Linked DNA regions of Homo sapiens: region 2 is linked to region 1. The links are chromatin contacts, found by Hi-C or POLR2A ChIA-PET in ENCODE. All regions are on one chromosome and are shown on one strand. The core of a region is the stretch at or near the end of the contact, and the rest is flanking DNA. Distances in the headings are between cores, read along the strand shown.

Region 1 (5,044 bases), core at 1,472-3,971:
TTCTTTTTAACAAAACCTTCAATTTCACATTTTAGTGTACACTGTGGTTTCCAGAGAAATATATGGATCTCCTATATTCTGAGTCAGACCAAATTTATTGCCTTTATTCTTACCCTAGTCTATGGGGTCAATAACCGTTTTCCTGAATGCTGTCAAAATGGTGCCTGAAAATATCTAAATCCCAGCAAAAACCTAGGCCTCAACTTTGGAACCCAGTCATAGATCTTTCTAGGCAGAAGGCCTCTCAGGGGAGTACATGCCCTGGGCAAAGGCCATGGACTCGGAAGCAGGAAGGTCACGGGATGATTTAATGGCATCGAATAATCCTTTGGTGAGATGGCCTTTGTTGCCCTCAGCACAGTCGAGGCAGGTTAATCATTTATTTGCCACAACCCTTCCTTGCTCTGTAAAGCTGCAGCACAACTGGGTGGTCCGTATAGCCTTTTCTGCCACAGATGTTTGTGGACATTTCACTTCCAGACTGTGACGTCTGAAGATGGGCTTGAATGACAGCAGCCATCATCGCTGCCATTAGGGAGGTGCACACAGCCCCCTTTGCTCGATGCAAATATTTGGTTGGTAAGAAATTCCAGTGCAGCTAAACAAGTCAGCTTGGACTGAGTTAAGAAAAGCTGGGCCACTTTTAACATGAGAAGAGCAGATACTTCCCCATGCTTGGCAATGCCAATGCCGTAAAAATGGGAAGTGTTGAGACAAACCTCCTGTGGACGAGAGGTTCCCGTGGACATTTTTAACAATCATGAGCCTTCAGGTGGTGGCATCAGTCTTCATGGGTGACTTCTATGGACAGCATAATTTTCTTGCCTCTCCTGAATCTATACTACTTTTCTGAATGTGAAAGAAGGTCTAAAAAGTAATCCCTCGGGATCCCTGCATCAGGCCAACCATGCTAACTGCAGAGGGTGAGGCTGGCAGTCCAGGAGATGGGAGCTGAGGACAAGGCTGCAGGCCCCTGGGTCACCTATCCTTGCACTCACCAGGTGCAAGAGTCTAGAAACAACAGGGAGGCTGCAGGAGGTGGAGAAAGTGCACCGTGCCTGGGGACCAGCGGCTAGCAACACCCAGCAGGCCCTACATCTGGAGGCTGGTGTTTTCATTTTAAAATGGAGGCTGATTTGCTGTTACCCCCTCAAACAGCTGAGGAGACCACAGGAACCTGCTTTGAAAGCTGCCCAGAGCCATGGCATCCATAGGTGGTGAGCTGTGGGCATGTTCTCCTGGTGGCATCTGCATTTTGAAAGGCCACACTGTTGAAGAGGTACCAGCTGTTGAAGGTGGCCAGCTTTCCCCAGGCCCCAGGAAGCCCCCCACCAAAGGCCAGGCTGTCGGTCAAGCCAGTCTTAGCTGGGTGCATTGGGCTTGCTGTGTTGAAGCAATGAATCTATTTTAAAACTGGAGTTCAGTGAGACATTTCAAAGACAGGTGTGGCCACTGGATCAGGACCAAAAAACCCTCCATCATGTATGCGGCTGGTAAGTAGCAGATGTGCGCAGAGATACAGTGGTTTGAAAATGGGAGTTTGAGGTGGGAAGTGCTTGGAACCAAACACAGAGAGGCCCAGGTGCAAGTTCAGAGGAGACAGACCTTAGGAAGTCGCGGTTTCATCAGGGCTTGCTTTGGTGCATCTGTTTCCATCCGCATCTGGTAGGGTCTCTCTGAGGAAGTGGCTTCCTCGTGGCCAGCAGGAAGAGGTGAAGAGGAGAGGGGGTGCTGGGGGCGGTGCGGGGAGGGGGGTTTGTCACTGCAGGCCGGGACCATCGGCCGCTTCTCCTAAGCCCAAGACGTGCCCAATGTCAGTTTCACCAAATTGGGGTAGCACCTTTTGCACGTATCTTCAAGGCTCCCTTTACACAACCGAAGTTCCTTCCAGACGTCATACGAGATGCTGCTCCCCTGTGTGTGGGCAGGCTCAGGTGTGTGCACTCAAGGAGTCTCCATCCCACCTGCCCTAACTACAGAGGCCACAGGCTGTGCGCCTCAGCTCTAGCATGGCCTTTTGCAGGGCCTGCTGAGGTATTTGTTACATGGTCCATTGCGGGGAAGTGGTGGCTAAGTTGTTGACTTCTCACGGTATAGCAAATCTCTCATTTGTACCTTGAGCTCTTGCTCGGCTCTGGGAGGCTGCCCTGTCCCTGGAACCTCCAGACAACGCTCCAGGAAGGCTGTTTCCCTGGGGGTCTAAAATGGCCCAGTGTAAGAAACGTATCAGCGCAGCAGAAGGGTGCCTTGTCTGCTCTCTAAATGCGAAACAAAACAAAACACAGCTCTTTAAAACAGGGACAGCTCTCCTGGGCATCCTTGAATGCTGAGTTCTGGGTTTCTGCCCCACTTCACGTCCATTATGTTCGTATAGCAAACACACCCGTTAGGAAGATGCTTTATACTCTTCTCATCGGAGCTGGAGGAAGGGTCAAGCGGAAACAGGCAAGCGAGGTGGGAAGAAAGGCACCAGCAGCCGTCAGCCCGTGCTCCCAGTCCCGCTCCTGCCGCTGTAACTGGAAGCATCTTGTTTTGACAATTCATCCAAACGGCCTTAGGCCCTGCACAGTTCTCCGGTCTCTGGAAGTGTGGTGGGGACGGAATCCAACATGTGGGACACCCAGCTGGAAGTGCCAGGAGGTGGGAGAGGAGGGATGCGCCGCCAGGCTCCCCTGGACAATGGAGAGGCCTGCGTCTGCTCCCGAGCCACAGCCAGCTGGCACACAAGAGGCACGTCTGGGAGGAGTCCCTCGCCGTGCCTTCACCCTGGTCAGCACGGTAGACCAAGGCTGTTAGGTCTCTGAGGACTTTGGCACTTTTTGCTATTAAAAGTTGAGAAAATGAAAAACCGTGTTTAAACAATGACTTGTTGAAGAGTGGGTAAATTTGGCGACTTCCTACATTCGCTGCCAGAGGGAGCGGGTGCCACACATGTGCTCCGACACTCCTGGAATCTGTCCTGACATCTCTTTTGTTCTTTTGGCTGATGTCTGTTGAAACCCAGCAAGCAAGAAATGCACTCTGTTAATAGTTCCCATTTGAACTGGGGCATAATCAGCCTATATTTGAGTATTGATGCCCTGAGAAATCTATGATTAGGTGACCCAAAATATTCCAGCATTGAGTGGCAATTAGTGGTTTTGTTATTTAAAGAAATAGGAATGCCTGATTTCCTTCCCTATCAACACAAGAGACCAATGTCGAGTGACTTTCAGCCTGAGGTCACGGGTGTCTCCATTCTGGCTTCACCAGAGATGTCCCTGGAAGTCTTGCTGGGCCTTAAGGAAACCAAAATGCTCACCATCGCTGCTGAGTGTCCCGGGAGCTAACATCGAACTTGCCAGTCAGCTCACTGTTACTGCTGAAAGCCTGAGACGGGGAGCTATTTTAAACAGGTTTTATGAAAATGTAAACAGAACAATGACTTCTCTGAAAACCATGAGGCTCACTTTCCTGGACCACATCTCCTTGAATGGCACAGGGTACATCAGAGCGAGCAGCTGCAGGGTCGCTGGGGACAACACAGGCTTGGCATTGGGCTCCAGCCCCTGGATCTTGTTGACACAGGGGCTTCTCATTTTAGGAAATAATACTGAAACGGATGCACCATGACAGACACTCAAAGGCTAGCTTCTTTCTGAATTAGGATGGCCACTTGGCTGGTGGCATATATGGAAACACTTTTATTTGCTTTTGGTTCCTAAGACACTTGGGCAGACTGCCCGCCGCTGCTGCTGCCATTGCTGGCCAACAGCCCCTTTGATTGCATCTTTTTTTTTTTTTTTTGCCGGGGTGGGAGAGGGTGGAATCTAACTCTGTCACCCAGGCTGGAATGCAGTGGTGAGATCACAGCTCACTGCAGCCTCGACCTCCTGGGTTCAAGCAATCCTCCCACCTCAGCCTGCAGAGTAGCTGGGACTACTGATGTGTGCCACCCCGATGAACTAATTTTTAAATTTTGTGTACAGACAGGGTCTTGCTATGTTGCCTAGGCTGGTCTCGAACTCCTGGGCTCAAGTGATCCTCCCACCTCGGCCTCCCAAAGTGCTGGGATTCCATGTGTGAGCCACTGTGCCTAGCCTGATTACAAAAACCAAAACGGACTAAATTTGTAATTTTTAAAAAAGGATGTCCTAACCCTAACTTTCACTTTTTTCTAGTGGAAGTCTCACACTGTGTCCTTCCCACTCTCGCATTTTCATAATGCTGGTCATGGGACCCTTATCAATCCTAATCATTCTTAAAATAATAATGACCTCAGAAGAGCCAAATTTTCTAAAGATGGGGGAGAGGCATCGACGATACCTCCAGGTGCCCAGCGACTCCCTGGAGGCGGTGGTCCTGGCAGTTCCAGTCCAGATCTAAAAATTCTCAACAGGACAATTTATCTACCAGGTGGACAGAGAGAGAAAGTGTTTCCAGGTCCATATATTCTTGACAAACTACCATAATCAACGCTGCCTTCCCAGCTGGACTGAGGTTGGTAAGTTGGTTTTGAAGGCTAAAACAAAAATTTTAGATGTTGAAAAAACTACCTTACATACAAAGGAGACTTAACAACCTAAACCATTGTAAAAAATAACCAACTCTTGTGAAATCTGCCATTTGAAGTAAAACTGCCATTTGAAGAAGACTCTACCCCCTCTCTCGATCCGCAGGGTGACTGGCTCCCACCCAGCCCAGGCTATGAAGACACATGTGCCTCGTCTGCGCTCCAGAGAGCATCTACTGTCACCAAGAGTTAAAACAATAAAACATCATATCTTTAAAAGCAACATAACAAAAGATACGGGAGCTGCCAAATGGGGCCCGGAGGAACACTGACAAGTAAGGTGTCAGTCTGTCCCTAAGAACACCACCATTCCCACAGACAGCTGGACTGGGTGGGTTCAGGTTGACTGGACGGAGCTGAGTGGAGCAGGAAGCTGGCGGGCTTCGGGAGCTTGTCTCGTCCCGCTTACCACGGGTGCTAGCTTATGACAGTCCAGAGCGGGGGTCTTGAGACTCTGTTTTCTGGGCTCTTCTACGCAAACCTGGAAATGGG
Region 2 (5,044 bases), core at 1,680-4,179, 45 kb after region 1:
CAGATCACGAGGTCAGGAGTTGGAGGGCAGCTTGACCAACATGATGAAACTCTGTCTCTACTAAAAATACAAAAATTAGCTGGGCATGGTGGCAGGCACCTGTAATCCCAGCTACTCAGGAGGTTGAGGCAGGAGAACCGCTTGAACATGGGAGGCGGAGGTTGCGGTGAGCTGAGGTCGCACCACTGCACACCAGCCTGGGCGACAAAGCAAGACTCCACCTCAAAACAGCAACAACAACAACTAACAAAAATCAGATCCCTGCTCTCAGGGAGCCTCCCTTGTAACTGGGACACAGATGGTGAACAACGAAATGAATGCACGTGTGGAGTGTCCGGGGTGAGGCCAGGGAAGGCCTCACTGATTAGGGGGCAGGAGATAACCTCAGGGAATGAGGGGGCAAGCTGTGTAAATGTCTTGGGGGAGAATGTTCCAGCGAAGAGAACACCAAGTGCAAAGGCTCCAGGACTGAAACATGTTGGCACATTCCAGGAACAGGCAGCCAGTGTGGCTCAGGCTGCGGGGCGCAGGGCCAAGCCGGTGGCATGTGTGCTGGGTGTGACATCCACTTTGGTGTGCTCTCCCTGTAGCCATGAAGGCAGCTCATGTAGGGGGTCCTCGACCATGATTGTATGGTCAAGAATACTTTGTGGAGTCCAAACAAATCTAACTGGGTGAGTCCCAGACAATGGTAGGCTATTTCAACTAGCAAAGCGAACGGCATTTCCATAGGGGTATAAGTGACAAAGCAGCGGTTCTTCCTGGGTTAGTCTGTATCATGCTCTCGCTGAAACATCCTAAACCACTTCCTGAGACCTCCAGATTGAAGCCCAGTCTCCTGAACACACTGTTCCCAGCCCTTCCACATTTGTCCCTACCCGACTGTGCACTTGTCACTGTTCTTCTACCTCCTGGAAACGCAGCAGCGCTGAGAATTGCTTTCAGGATTCCACGTCTGCACCTTTGCCCAGGTGCCACCTGCCTGAACCGCCCTGCCCACCGCTGCCTTCTAGAGGCTCTGCCTCGGGTCCACCTCCCTGAACCCAGCTGAGTCATCAATCACCCAACGAGGCTGACTAGGTGACCTTTAGCTTCCAGAACTGTCTTCCTTTCTGAAAATGGTCACATGGTGCCCACGGCGCACACCACGGAGAGGCTCGGGGGTATGTGCTGCTACCAGCCACTGTCAGGGCAGCCGTCATCACATGGTGATTACGGAACGCCAGACTCTCCAGATAGAGTAAAGAATACCGTCCCAAAGCAAATATTCACCCATTAAATGCATTTGCGTAAAAATATGTTCACATTTGAGGTTTGCTTCATGTAAACAACAGCTTTTAGTGCGGTGAGGAAGGGATGTTTTGGCTTCTTCTACCAATGAAAAATAGATACATTTCATCCATTTTTGTGAAATTCACATATTATGTTTGGAATTCTGGCAATAAATCATCAAAGTTCACAGGGAAATCATCAAATAGCACACAGGGAAAAATAAGAGAACTGTTAACCTTTCATAGGGTTTAGAAGACTTTCTTTCTCTGTAACCTACTAGCATAAGTCAGGCTGGGACTCTGTACAGATTTTCTGTAGTATTTTATTCTGCATTCTGTCTGAAGGGAGATTTTTTTTCAAATGACAAGAAACATAATGGGGTAAGCATTACTTAAAATATTTTTCACTATGAACAAAAAGTTCAAAAGTTGCAGTCACTAACTAACTGTATTAACCATGAGGTTCATCCCAATAGAAAGCAAGTAGCTGGGGCCGGGCATGGTGGCTCACACCTGTAATCCCAGCACTTTGGGAGGCTGAGGCGGGCAGATCACTTAAGGTCAGGAGTTCGAAACCAGCCTGGCCAACAGGGTGAAACCCCGTCTCTACTAAAAATACAAAAATTAGCCGGGCGTGGTGGTAGGCGCCTGTAATCCCAGCTACTCAGGAGACTGAGGCAAGAGAATCGCTTGAACCCAGGAGGTGGAGGTTGCAGTGAGCTGAGATCATGCAATTGCACTCCAGCCTGGGGGACAAGAGCAAGACTTTGTCTCAAAAAAAGAAAAAAAAAAAAAAAAAAGAAAGAAAACAGGTAGCTGGGGCCAGGCGTGGTGGCTCGCACCTGTAATCCCAGCACTTTGGGAGGCTGAGGTGGGCTGATCACTTAAGGTCAGGAGTTCAAAACCAGCCTGGCCAACATGGTGAAACCCCGTCTCTACTAAAAATACAAACAAATTAGCTGGGCTTGGTGGCAGGTGCCTGTAATCCCAGCTACTCGGGAGGCTGAGGCAGGAGAATCGCTTGAACCTGGGAGGTAGAAGTTGCAATGAGCTGAGATTGCACCACTGCCCTCCAGTCTGGGTGACAAAGCGAGACTCTGTCACAAAAAAAAAAAAAAAAAAAAAGGAAAAAGCAAGTAGATGGGCAGAGACTGTGTGATGGATGGGCTGTGGCCACCTCCCTTTTTCGCCCATCGTGTTCTCAGCACTGGGGTGGAAAATGCATGTGGCCTATGCCTTTTATCCCTGCTAATATTCTCTCTTCTGGCCAGGAGCATCGACCAATAAAACAATGTTAGTTTGCTTGTCGTTATATTCAGGGAGTTTCAAAGTTTTACAATTTCATCATTTTTAGTTGCTTTTAAACAATACCAGGATTAATTTACAGAAACATTGGTCTTGCTATGAATGAAGAGCTAACCAAGATACAATCTCTATATAGAGTGAGGCAATACTGTCTTGAACTCTGGCCAGAGGGACTGGCTGTATACGGATCATTGAACAAATTGGCCCTTCCTTGCTCCCAACAAGAGCAGATAAGGAACAGTTGCCTTTGGATGCATCCCCCAGATAGACAGCAGAGGCCAAACGGGCACCTGCCCCACCCTGCACGCCCTCCCAGCATGCTCTGGTGCTGGGGCTCCCCCCACATCACTGGCGCTTCTGATCAGGAGCAGAATATCCCGGGGAAGTCCCCACCCCTTCCTATTACCCACATGACATGCCGCTGTCCAGCTAATCGAGAAGAGTGAACCAGGCTGGCCAGTTCCCGTGTCCTATGCCCCAAATGCTCTGGGGGGGATCAAGGCATAACCAACCATCCCTTTTCTCAACAACTGCAACCTCTGGTCCAGGAGGCAAGACAATGCAAACAGCACTGAATTAGATCTTCAGTTTCATAGCACAGACAGAGTCTCACAAAAGCTGAGAGGTGAGGGACAGGTGGATAGGGTGTTGGGAAAAGGTAGGGCTTCTGTTCCAGTCCCAGCAATGATGGGAGGTTCTGCATGATCCTCTCATTCCTTCCTTACCTGAGACCTTTTACATTTCTAAATTCATAATTTTCTTTCCCTTACAATTTATTTTTTTATTTTAAAAATTATTTAAAATATTTGTGGTATATACTCAGTGTATATATTTATGGGGTACATGAGATGCTTTGACATAGGCATGTAATGTGAACTAAACACGTCATGGGGAATGGGGTAGCTGTGCCCTCAAGCATTGATCCTTTCAGTTACAACAATCCAATTATACTCTTTAAGTTATTTAAAAATATACCATTAAGTTATTATTGACTATAGTCGCCCTATTATGCTATCAAACAGTGGCCAGGTGCGGTGGCTCACGCCTGTAATCTGAGCATTTGGGAGGCCAAGGCGAGTGGATCACTTGAGGTCAGGAGTTTGAGACCAGCCTGTTCAACCTGGTGAAACCCGGTCCCTACTAAAAATACAAACATTAGCCAGGTGTGGTGGCGCGTGCCCATAATCCCAGCTATTTGGGAGGCTGAGGCAGGAGGATCGCTTGAACCCAGGAGGTGGAGGTTGCAGTGAGCCGAGATCATGCCACTGCACTCCAGCCTGGGTGACAGAGTGAGACTCTGTCTCAAAACAACAACAACAACAAAACAACAAAAAACCTAGTGGGTCTTATTCATTCTTTCTAGTTTTTTGTACCTGTTAACCATCTTCACTGCCCCCAACCCCTCACCACCCTTCCCAGCCTCTGGTAACCATCCTTCTAATCTCTCTGAGTTCAAGTGATTTGATTTTTAGAGCCCACAAATAAGTGAGAACATGTGAAGTTTGTCTTTCTGTGCCTGGATTATTTCACTTAACATAATGATCTCCAGTTCCACCCATGTTGTTGTAAATGACAGGATCTCATTCTTTTTTATGGCTGAATAGTACTCCATTGTGTATATATATCACATTTCCTTTATCTATTTGTCTGGTGATGGACACTTAGGTTGCTTCCAAATCTTAGCTATTGTAAACAGTGTTGCAACAAACAAGAGTGCAGGTATCTTTTTGACATTTCCCTTCCAATTTAAATGTTAGAGCTGCATCTTGTATATCATAAGCTCAAACTACTGAGATTCAGTTTTTAGGTCTTACTAACTAAACATTTATCAATCAAAATATTCCTTTGAGAACGATGAAACAGAGTATATGAAAATTGTAGAACACTTAAAAACAGACAAATACAAGAGGAAGTAGACATCAAATTATATCACTGTTTTATGTTACCCGAGCACAGGGCAGGTGCAAACACTGGAAGGATTCCAACGGTAATTCATAACTAACACGAGGGTATTTTCTGCATCACCTGCTCTTAGATGCGTGACTGTTTGGAAGATTAGGCTAAAATGAGTTATAAATGGGAGAAGAAGCTCTTCCTTCATGAAACCCATTCACCTATAGATTCCTGCAGCATCTTGGGCCCAATTCTGGTGTAGCCCTGATTATCTGTGCTGTTGAAACTTTTTACGTGTCTGTCTCTCCTACTAGACTGTATGCTTTGTGAGGCTAGGGAACATATTCACCTAATCTTTGCATCCATACTTCTAGCACAATCCCTGCTGTGTAGCAGGTGTTCAATGTCTATTTCTTTCTTTCTCTTTTTTTTGAGATGGAGTCTCACTCTGTCACCAGGCTGGAGTACAGTGGCGTGATCTCGGCTCACCGCAACTTCCGTTTCACGGGTTCAAGTGATTCTCCTGCCTCAGCCTCCTGAGTAGCTGGGACTACGGGCGTGCGCCACCACGCCCG

The links. A loop is a pair of places that touch in the nucleus more often than their neighbours do. ChIA-PET counts read pairs that join two places held with the same protein, here RNA polymerase II (POLR2A). Pooled maps may share reads with other maps.
Region 2: a map of endothelial cell of hepatic sinusoid shows a loop between it and region 1 (3-fold over the local background). The contact joins two enhancer-like sites. A Hi-C loop is called at or near these places in 4 of 168 maps with a recorded cell type or tissue (Right ventricle myocardium inferior, endothelial cell of hepatic sinusoid, heart left ventricle and 1 more) and 5 of 50 pooled maps. POLR2A ChIA-PET finds 5 or more read pairs at or near these places in 8 of 52 experiments (A673, AG04449, HepG2 and 4 more).

Annotation. Positions count from the first base shown.
Region 1 is chr22:46,236,353-46,241,396 of GRCh38, reverse strand. It overlaps PPARA (peroxisome proliferator activated receptor alpha), which reads right to left. Exons shown (of 9, transcript NM_005036.6): 9 at 1-5,044. Among named protein-coding and RNA genes, the nearest start is that of CDPF1, 11 kb to the left of the region's middle. Within about 2 kb of position 2,721, at least 5 of the 41 ENCODE cell types and tissues checked have a DNase peak (open chromatin) inside an H3K27ac peak, as active enhancers do.
Region 2 is chr22:46,191,921-46,196,964 of GRCh38, reverse strand. The region is part of intron 3 of PPARA (peroxisome proliferator activated receptor alpha); the gene reads right to left. Among named protein-coding and RNA genes, the nearest start is that of PPARA, 44 kb to the right of the region's middle. RefSeq lists an enhancer at 579-1,079. Within about 2 kb of position 2,929, at least 3 of the 41 ENCODE cell types and tissues checked have a DNase peak (open chromatin) inside an H3K27ac peak, as active enhancers do.